Linked DNA regions of Homo sapiens: region 2 is linked to region 1. Evidence: chromatin loops called from intact Hi-C (ENCODE). Cell type or tissue: gastrocnemius medialis. All regions are shown on one strand. Each heading gives the region's core, and the rest is flanking DNA. Links, peaks and the distances in the headings are about the cores only.

Region 1 (5,381 bases), core at 217-5,216:
GACCGAAAGCATCTGTTACTGCACTGGTCCATGGCAGAGAGATGCCATGACAGAAAATGATTTTTCTGTCACTTTCATCACATATTATTTTGCTTCATTCATCACCAGCTGCCACTTCTTATTCCTGATCCAGCTCTGGAAGCTCCTAATTCTCAGCTCATTATAACGTAGGAAACCAGCCAAATGAACTTGTTAACATTTGTGATGAAAATAACTAGACCCCAAGGATCTTACAAACAAACTGAGTTAGTTTAGTGACACCTTTTTTGTACACTCAAATGCCTTTTTTTTTTTTTTTTGAGATGGAGTCTTGCTCTTGTTGCCCAGGCTAGATTGCAATGGCGCGATCTTGGCTCACTGAAATCTCTGCCTCCTGGGTTCAAGCGATTTTCCTGCCTCAGCCTCCCGAGTAGCAGGGATTAAAGGCACATGCCACCATGCCTGGCTAATTTTTTATATTTTTAGTAGAGAAAGGGGTTCACCATGCTGGCCAGGCTGGTCTCGAACTCCCAACCTTAGGTGATCTGCCTGTCTCAGCCTCCCAAAGTGCTGTGATTACAGGCGCCTCTTTTCCTTAATAATCCCTAATTCTTGGCTAGGTTGTTGGGTAAAAGTTATTTCCTGATAAACAAGGCGTTACCTTATATATATTATCAATAAAATTATATGTATAAATACATGGAAATGCACGCATAGTATTGCATTATTCAATAAGAGTTTTACAGCTGAATATCCCTCTTAGGAATTCCTTGAGGACAAAGACTCTATTTCTTTTTTTTCTTTTTCTTTTTTTTTTTGAGCCTGTCTCCCAGGCTGGAGTACAGTGGTGTGATCTTAACTCACTGCAACCTCCACCTCCCAGGTTCAAGCAATTCTTCTGCCGCAGCCTCCAGAGTAGCTGGGAATACAGGCATGCACCACCATGTTTGGCTAATTTTTCTATTTTTAGTAGATGGTTTCGCCATGTTGGCTAGGCTGATCTCAAATTCCTGACCTGAAGTGATCCGTCTGCCTTGGCCTCCCATAGTGCTGGGATTACAGTTGTGAGCCACTGTGCCTGGCCTCTATTTCTTTTATGTAGTACCTGGCACATAGTAGGAGCTCAAAAATGTTTGCCAATGAATGGATATTATAGCGTAGCCTTCTGGTGTGACAGAAATTATTTTTAAAATTTATTTGCTAGATTATGCAACAAAGCAAGACCCTTTCTCTACAAAAATTAAAAGTATTAGCCAAACACGGTGGCACATCCCTGTAGTCCCAGGTACTCAGAAGGCTGAGACAGGAGGATTGCTTGAGGCCAGAAGTTTGAGGCTGCAGTGAGGTATGATCATGCCACTGCACTCCAGCTTGGGGGTGACACTGTGAGACTCCATCTCTGAAAAATAATAAAAAAAAAATGGCCGGGCACAGTGGCTCACGCCTGTAATCCCAGCACTTTGGGAGGCTGAGGTGGGTGGATCACCTGAGGTCAGGAGTTCCAAGATCAGCCTGACCAACATGGTGAAACCCCATCTCTACTAAAAATACAAAAAATTAGCTGGATGTGGTGGCGGGCTCCTGTAATCCCAGCTACCTGGGAGGCTGCGGCAGGAGAATCGCTTGAACCCAGGAGGCGGAGGTTGCAGCGAGCCGAGATCACACCATTGCACTCTAGCCTGGGCAACAGGAGCAAAACTCCATCTCAAAAATAAATAAGTAATACAAATAAAATAAAATAAAATCAATTATTTGCTCACTTGCACTTAACCATGGGGGAAAACTTTTGGGAAAAGGTGAAATGGAAGTTGTCAATATAACTTCTAAGCTCCAAGTGTAGGACCTTTCCTTTTTCCTTCCACTATATTCCCAGAGGCTAAATCAATGCCTGGTACATAGTGTTTAATTTATTTAGCACCTACTATATGCCAGGCATATTATTCAGAGACAGGGTCTCACTCTGTTACCTAGGCTGGAGTGCAGTAGTGCAATCAAGCTTACTGCAGCCTTGAACTCCTGGGCTCAAGCAATATGCTCACCTTGGCCTCCTGAGCAGCTGGGACTACAAGTGTGCGCTACCCCCACTGAGCTGATTTTTAAAAATTATTTTTGTGGAGACAGGGTCTCATTATGTTGCCCAGACTGGTCTTGACCTCTTGGCCTCAAGTGTTCCTCCCACCTCAGCCTCCCAAAGTGCTGGGATTACAGGCGTGAGCCACCTTGCCTGGCCATGCCAGGCATATTCCAAATATTAATTTGTGTAATAATTCTATGAGGTTGGGACTATTACTGTCATTCCCTTTTTACAGGTGAGAAAATTGAGGCACAAAGAGGAAACTTACCCAGAAGTTCACACTGCTAGTGAGAGGCAAAGCTGGAATGCAAACCCAGAACTAGTTCCAGAGGCAGTACTATTAATCCTTATGTAATAGTGCCAGATATATTTCTGGAAATGACTTAGTTAACTACTAATTTCTGCACCTTGCTTTGCTTGTAAAGGCTGTTGCTACAAATCTACAGTTGACTACTTCTATAGAAACCCAGCTGTCTTAGTCTGTTTTGTATTGCTATAAAAGAATAACTGAGACTGGGTAGTTTATAAAGAAAAGAGGTTTATTTAACTCATGGTTCTGCAGGCTGTACAAGAAGCATGGCACTGGCATCTGCTTGACTTCTGGTGAAAGCTTCAGGTTGCTTCCACCCATGGTGGAAGGCAAAAGGCTTCTCTCATGGTGAGAGAAGAAGAAACAGTGAAAAAGGGGAAAGTGCCAGGCTCTGTTTAACAACCAGCTCTTGTGGGAATTAATAGAAGAAAAACTCCCTCACCACTAAGGGAAGGCATTAATCTATTCATGAGGTATCTACCCCCATGACCCAAATACCTTCCATGAGGCCCACCTCCAACATGGGGATCAAATTTCAACATGAGGTTTAGAGGGGACAAATATCCAAACCATAGCACCAGCATATTAGAATTGTGTTTATTTATTCTTCTCAAGAATGTATTTTTTTTTTATCGAGACCATCCTGGCCAACATGGTGAAACCCTGTCTCTACTAAAAATACAAAAATTATGGCTGGGCGCGGTGGCTCATGCCTGTAATCCCAGCACTTTGGGAGGCCGAGGCGGGTGAATCATGAGGTTAGGAGTTCGAGACAAGCCTGGCCAACATGGTGAAAGCCTGTCTCTACTAAAAATACAAAAAATTAGCTGGGCGTAGTGGTGGGCGCCTGTAATTCCAGCTACTTGGGAGGCTGAGGCAGGAGAATCACTTGAACCCAGGAGGCGGAGATTGCAGTGAGCCGAGATCGTGCCACTGCACTCCAGCCTGGGTGACAGAGTGAGACTCTGTCTCAAAAAAAAAAAAAAAAAAAAAAATTAGCTGGGCATGCTGGCGCGCACCTGCAGTCCCAGCTACTCGGGAGGCTGAGGCAGGAGAATCGCTTGAACCCGGGAGGCGGAGGTTGCAGTGAGCTGAGATCATGCCACTGCACTCCAGCCTGGCGACAGAGCGAGACTCCATCTCAAAAAAAAAAAGAATGTATTCTTTTTAAACTAAATTTATTTATATATATTTTTTGAGACGGGGTTTCACTCTGTCATCCAAGCTGGAGTACAGTGCTGTGCTCATGGTTTACTGCAACCTCAACCTGCCTGGCTCAAGTGATCCTCCCACTTCAGCCTCTTGAGTAGCTGGGACCACATGTATGCATCACTACACCTGGCTAATTTTTTAATTTTTTGTAGAGACAGGCTCTCCCTGTATTGCCCAGGCTGATCTTGAACACCTGGGTTCAAGTGTTCCTTCTGCCTTGGCTTCCCAAAGTGCTGGGTTTATAGGCATGAGCTACCATACCCAGCCAAGAATATATTCTCCCAGAATGTCAGAGGAGTTGAGGCAGGATGTGTGGCTAAGAGAGTAGATATAAAGTCATTGCTGTGGCTATTAATTCTCCATTCCCAAGTCACCCACTGTGATATAAGGAAAAGCATTAGATAAATTCTTGGCATCCTGTCCTAGTCCTGTCACTAGCTAGTTGTGAGATGTCTCAATTTATTAACTCACTTTAAGCCTCAGATTCTTCATCTGAAAATTGGGTTGTGGTTGACGGAGTGAGAAAATGTTTGGATTAGATCAGTTGTTCTGAATCTTAACTGTACATTGAAATCACACGGGGAGCTTTAAAAACTACCAATCCCTGGGTCTCACTCTCAGAGATTTTGATACAATTAGTCTGGAATGGTACCTGGCCACTGAGGTTTTTGCAGCTCCTTGGGGACAGTCTAATGTGCAGCCAAGGTTTACAACCAGTGAATTTGATGAAAACGTGAACATTTGTTGCTACTTTGTTAAGTGTGGAAACAGAAAGTCAGAGAGGCTTAAGCAATACTGCCCTTGGACCCAGGCACTGGGGGTCCTGTTGTGGGCCCTGATTTAGAAGGGCCTTGCTCCGGCTCTTCTTGGGCTGTGCCCTTCCCTCAGGTGAGGAGAATCATCAGAGGTGGGAGGAGTCTGCAAGGTCAAGAGGACATGCCCACACCGAGACCCTCTGTTTAAAACCCTCTTTGGGGCTGGGTGTGGTGGCTCTCGCCTGTAATTCCAGCACTTTGGGAGGCCAAGGTGGGCAGATCACTTGAGGCCAGGAGTTCAAGACCAGCCTGGCCAACGTAGTGAAACCCTGTCTCCACTAAAAATACAAAAATCAGCCGGATATGGTGGTGCGCGCATATAATCCCAGCTATTTGAGAGGCCGAGGCAAGGGAATTGCTTGGGCCTGGGAGGCAGAGGTTGCAGTGAGCCAGGATTGTGCCACTACACTCCAGCCTGGGTGACAGAGTGAGACTACGTCTCAAAAAAACAAAAAGAATAAACCCTCTTTGGGTACCTAAGACCTGAAGTTCTCTACGCAAAGAGCCCTGAGCCTCCCACCAGGGCCTACATTGGCCTCTTCCCCAAGTCCATACCCCAGGGACAAACTATGCTGCAAGTATGCACATCCCTAAGCCCAAGGGGTGGCTGATTTTAAGAGGATGTAAATGGAAAGTGGACTGCAGGTGGGAGTGTCAACATAGGTGTATACAGTCATTCTTTGAGGGCTGCTGAAGCCAAAGGATAAGGATGGCACAGGGGTAGGGGGTTAAATGCCTGCCCCTACTGGTTTGCCAAATGGGATGACAACATGGGCTTCCAATGTGAGCCAGAAAAAGCCCTCAGGGAACGACATATGGATATGCTGGGTTAGAAGTCATACTGGTGTGTGTTGAAGTGGTAAGAATCAGTGGGCATGCAAGGTGGGCCTGGGGTAAGTCCACTATGATGGTTCTACTGACAACCAGAAATGGCTTTCACTTGGGATAGGGTGGGTTGGAGGTGGTGATGGAGGTGCTAAGCTAGGTGTTC
Region 2 (5,381 bases), core at 122-5,121, 52 kb before region 1:
TGAGGCAGGAGAATTGCTTGAACCCGGGAGGCGGAGGTTGCGGTGAGCAAAGATCATGCCATTGCACTCCAGCCTGGGTAACAAGAGTGAAACTCCATCTCAAAAAAAAAAAAAAAAAAAGATGCTCTGCCATTTGGGCCTTAATATCCAGCAAATTCGGTGGTATTCAAAGCGTCTGTGGTAGATGATAAAGTAGCTGTATAAAGCTACCAGTAGGCCCTGCTAGAAGAATCACAACACAGACCACCAGGCACTTAAGTCCATCTAAAGCAGGATTTCTTAACCTTGGCACTATTGGCATTTTGGTCACCCTTGACATTGTGAAAGGCTGTCTTTTACATGGTAGGATGTTTAGCAGCATCCCTGCCCTCTTCCTATTACATGCCAATAGCAATGCCCTGAATTGGACCAACAAAATGTCTCTAAACATTGTCAAGTGTGCCCCTGCATGAGAACTACTGCTTCTGAAGAGAGCTATGCCCTCTCTGCAGATGATTGCTCTTCTTTTGAGAAATAGCTCCTTGCTTGGCTTTTGAGCACCAGCAGAGACTGACCATGTGACCTGACATACTTTCAAGAAGTGAGTGTTCCGATCCTCCAAGCCATAAAGCTATATGTGCTGGCAGCATTCCATGATGAAATGGAAGTGATAGTGTGTCAGATATGAACTTTCAAGGGAACAAGGGAGGACTATATTTGTCTATCCTCTTTAAGTCAAATGTGACCTTATGACTTTCTTTGACCAAAGAGCAGAAATCATTTCTGTAGAAACATTTATGTGCCAGTATGCAATTCTCCAGCCTGTTCTTCTCGTCACTATGATAATAGAAGCAGAGATAAATATAGATATGCAATGCTGACCCATCAAATGAAGAACAGCTGCCTGGAATCACCCAGCTTGCACCAGATTTTACATGAGAGGAAACAAATCTCTCTTTTTCAAATTTTAAGCCTTTATTTGAAGGTTGGTTGTTACCACTACATAACCAAGTAATCCTGACTACAATGGTTGTAATGAGGTTAGAGCAGGCTCCAAAAGCACAAATAAGCTAGAAGAACAAATGGCTGAGACACCCATGGCACTTACTTCTACTAATCAACTCTTCCTTAATCTATGGCCTTGTAGAGTTCCCTAAGATCAAAGGAAAGAAGGAAAAAAAAAAACTTAGGCCTGGTTTATACATGGTTGCATACAGTCTGCTGGCATTGACCTTACAGAGAAGTAGCCCTACAGGACAGGAGAAAGGGAACTCCCAGTAGGCAAAACTTCAAACAGTATCTCGTTGTTCACTATACCTGAAGAGACCAAAGATATGGATCTATCGGTTTGGCTAAATGGCCTTTGTAACCAGTATTTGCTCAACAGGCACGTGAACAAAATGGTCTTGTCAGCAAGAATAGAAATTATACCCTGGCTCAACACAGACTTCCCCTCACCAATGCTGATCTACAATTTCACAATATGCCAGGCTGTCTCACACCTCACACATTTTCTTATGCTACATTCCTCTCTGGAATGCCTTTCAACTACCCTCTATCCTAACTACCCTCCCCTTCTTCCAACACTCAGACCAACAGTTGCCTCCTCTATGAATCTTTTCCATAGCATACAACCCTGCATCAATTCAAAGCCCTCTCCTTCCTCTTCACACAGAAGTTCTCAACATAGCGTCCACAGACCCCCAGGGATCTATAATAAAACTCATAAACTTTGATAAGAAGAAAATTGTATCACTTTTTACCAATCTCTAACTAACATTTATAATGTCATTAGATTGTGAGTATAGGCAAAACAATAAAACAACCAGCCATAATATTTTTGTGATTTGGTCACCAATAGAAATCACAGGTATTAGGCCCAGCACAGCGGCTCACGCCTGTAATCCCAGCACTTTGGGAAGCCAAGGCGGGTGGATCGCTTGAGGTCAGGAGACCAGCCTGGCCAACATGGTGAAACCCCGTCTCTACTAAAAATACAAAATTAGCCAGGCATCGTGGCGCATGCCTGTAGTCCCAGCTACCCAGGAAGGTGAAGCATGAGAATCACCTGAACCTGGGAGGTGGAGGTTGCAGTAATCCAAGATTGCACCATTGGCCTCCAGCCTGGGAAACAGGGCCAGACCCCATCTCAAGAAAAAAAAAGAAATCACAGAAATTTTCATATCGAATTACATTTGTTTCTTATCACTATGTCATGACACTTTTCTCTGGTCAGAGAGCTTCCATTCTACCCTGGATAAAAATGTTTCCAATCTCATCTCCATATATTTAGCTAAACATTTTTCTGGGTGTTTCCATATGAGATTAACATTTAAATCTATAGACTGAGTAAAGCAGACTGCCTTTCCTAATGTGGTGGATGTCATTTAATCAGTGGAAAGCCTGAACAGACAAAAAGGCTAAGCCTCCCCCAAGTAGAGAGTCAGTTCCTCCTGCCTAAGGACATTGGCTTTCTCCAGCCTTCAAACTCAAACTGAAACATTAGCTCTTCAGAGTCTCAAGCCTGAGTGACTGCTACTATGTTATCTCTGGTTCTCAGGACTTTGGACTGTGTCTGACTGGAACTATACAGTCAGGTCTCCTGAGTCTCCAGCTTGCCAACTACCCTGCAGATCTCGGGACTTGTCAGCCTCCTAAATTGTGTAAGCCAATTCCTATAATAAACCTTATAATAAATCACACACAACCTTATTGGTTCTGTTTCTCTGGAAAACCCTGATGAATATAGTTCCTGACTTGTTCAGAATGACCTAAGGATATATGCAGAATCCATCTCTTATACCTCTCAGAACAGGAATCCAAGTTATAGATGGGAATGCCTGGCCCTGGTATCAGGCATTCCATTACCATGTCTTCTTCAGTAGAACAGGGGCATATAAGTGAGATTGGTGGCTAGGCAGATACCCAACCAAAGAGCAAATGTAAATCTCTCTTCTTAATGACAGAGAGTGACTCTTTCAGGACCTCCTTATCTTGACTTTTGGGAAGGAAAAAACCCTTTCCTTTCCCCTCACAGAGCAGGGAATAGTTTCTTTCCATTAATACTCCCCTTCCAAAGAAGGCCTCTCCCCTTCTCCCTCTTAAGCCTCATAAATTGATGGGGTGGGCAGAATCATAGTCACAACAGCCCATAGTACTCAACATCTTATGTTGTCAAAGACCTGTGTGCAGGTTGAAGAGCCCTCTTATTGACTGGGTGCAGTGGCTCATGCCTGTAATCCTCGCACTTTGGGAGGCCGAGGCGGGTGGATCACCTGAGGTCAAAAGTTGAAGACCAGCCTGGCCAACATGGTGAAACCCCGTCTCTACTAAAAATACAAAAATTAGCCAGCGTAGTGGCACATGCCTGTAATCCCAGCTACTTGGGAGGCTGAGGTGGAGAATCACTTGAACCCGGGAGGCGGAGGTTGCAGTGAGCCGAGATTGCGCCACTGCTCTCCAGCCTAGGCAACAACAGCAAAACTCTGTCTAAAAAAAAAGCGGGGGGGGGGGGGTTCTTCTTACTAAACCACAACTTTTCTGGGGCAGGGAGTATGCCTCACTTGCATTTGCATTTCCGGTTCTTAACAGGACCTAGTACATAGTTAGCACTTAATTCATGTCTATTGAATGAAGAGCTTAACAGCACTACTAGGCGGTCAGCAGCAGATACAGTATAGAAGATAAGGAGCAAGTATGTCAAAGATTACTAGTTTCCATCCAATATAGATCCTTACTCCACTCTCACTAATCTAGTTTGTATGACCAGCTAAAAGCCATTTCTGAACCTTACCTGTAGCTAAGTATAGCCAAATGACTATGTTTCAGTCAATGAGATCAGAAGAAGTGTTGTGTAGGAAATTCTAGAGAGGTTTTTTTAAAAGATGAGAGATATAGCCCTTTTGTCTATGCCTTTCTTCCTCCTTTCTTCTGCCTAGAACATAAATGTGATGGCTGGAGGTCCAGCAACCATTAGGTAATCTTGAAAGTAGAAGACACATGCTAAAGATGGCGAAAGAAGAAGACAGAAGCAGCCTGTGCCCTTGACAACTCCACAGAGTTGCCATATAGGCCCTAGATCTCCTACGTCTGAATTTTTTTTACCAAATTAACTACTTTAAGCAATGGTTATTTCTTATCTCTGTTTCCGGCAGCCAAACACAATTCCTAACTGATAAAGCAAAAAAGAGACTCCAGCAACAAATTTGTATTCTAAAACACCAACAGCCATCTCAGCTATGCCTCAACTTAATGTTCATAAAGTATAAGATATTTCTACTGAAATGGGAGGGGTAGAGTAGGAAGCAAGACTGAAAAAAGAGATTCTACTCTTGGAGAGTACAACATATGGATGGATGTTTAGAGTACTTTAGTACACTAACAAATTTCATACTACAGTACTGTAATTTTTTGCCAACAGTTGGTAGTTATGTTCTAAAAAGGCAATGTGGCTTACAAAACTGTAACTGGAAAAGCCAAATTACATGAAAATAATGGGTTAAGAAAATAAATAGTTTATCAAAAAAAAAAAGGAACATTTTAATGGAAGATGTTCAACTAGCTGTTTAAAACTTGTTCAAATTAAAAAAAAAAAAAGTTGGCTGGGTGTGGTGGTGGCTCATGCCCGTAATCCCAGCACTTTGGGAGGCCAAGGTGGGTGGATCACCTGAGGTCAGGAGTTCGAAACCAGCCTAACATAGTGAAACCCTGTCTCTACTAAATACTAATAATTAGCCAAGCATGGTGGCACATGCCTTTAACCCCAGCTACTTGGGAGGCTGAGGCAGAAGAATCGCTTGAACCCGGGAGGTGGAGGTTGCAGTAAGCAGAGACTGCAGCATTGCACTCCAGCCTGGGAGAGCGAAACTCCATCTGAAAAAAAAAATAAAATAAAATAGTTGACTCTTCTACAGATTAACCTCCTTCAAGTTTTAAAAAAACACTGCTGTAGCACAACAATCATAATCAATTAAGGCTGATTTTCCTGCATATTATACAGACTTTTCTATTTATACTTCATAAATACTTTGAACCAGTTCTTCCTGGCTGCCACTTGAAGTCTTTCATACTTATAGTTTTTTTTTTTTTATTTTTATTGAATAAGAAAATTTTTAAATTTTTAAATTTAAAATTTAATTCAGAAAAATCTTTTCACAAATTATTTTACTGACTGTCATTTTTTAGACTGTTTTTCATTCTTAAAGAAAACGGAAAATAAACTGATCTCTCTGTGGCCTACCCAACAGACTTGCATAAAACAGTACACATTCTGGCCAGGTGCAGTGGCTTACACCTGTAATCACAGCACTTTGGGAGGCCAAGGCAGGCAGATCACTTGAGCCCAGAAGTTTGAGACCAGCCTGAGCAACAAAGCAAGACTTCGTCTCTATAAAAAGGACAAA

What was found. Peaks named below come from ENCODE experiments on the same cell type or tissue, not always from the same donor. Only the 100,000 strongest peaks of a DNase experiment are listed, where the experiment ranks them.
Region 2: a loop joins it to region 1, with 6 times the contacts of the local background. A loop is called at or near these places in 1 of 110 quality-filtered maps.

The regions. Positions count from the first base shown.
Region 1 is chr2:201,108,417-201,113,797 of GRCh38, forward strand. All of the region lies in intron 1 of LOC105373836 (a long non-coding RNA gene), which reads right to left. Among named protein-coding and RNA genes, the nearest start is that of CFLAR, 5.1 kb to the right of the region's middle. In gastrocnemius medialis, for the core only: no CTCF peak of the experiment used is centred there; no DNase peak of the experiment used is centred there; H3K27ac peaks cover 1,298 bases.
Region 2 is chr2:201,056,574-201,061,954 of GRCh38, forward strand. The region is part of intron 1 of HYCC2 (hyccin PI4KA lipid kinase complex subunit 2); the gene reads right to left. Among named protein-coding and RNA genes, the nearest start is that of HYCC2, 12 kb to the right of the region's middle. In gastrocnemius medialis, for the core only: no CTCF peak of the experiment used is centred there; no DNase peak of the experiment used is centred there; H3K27ac peaks cover 1,223 bases.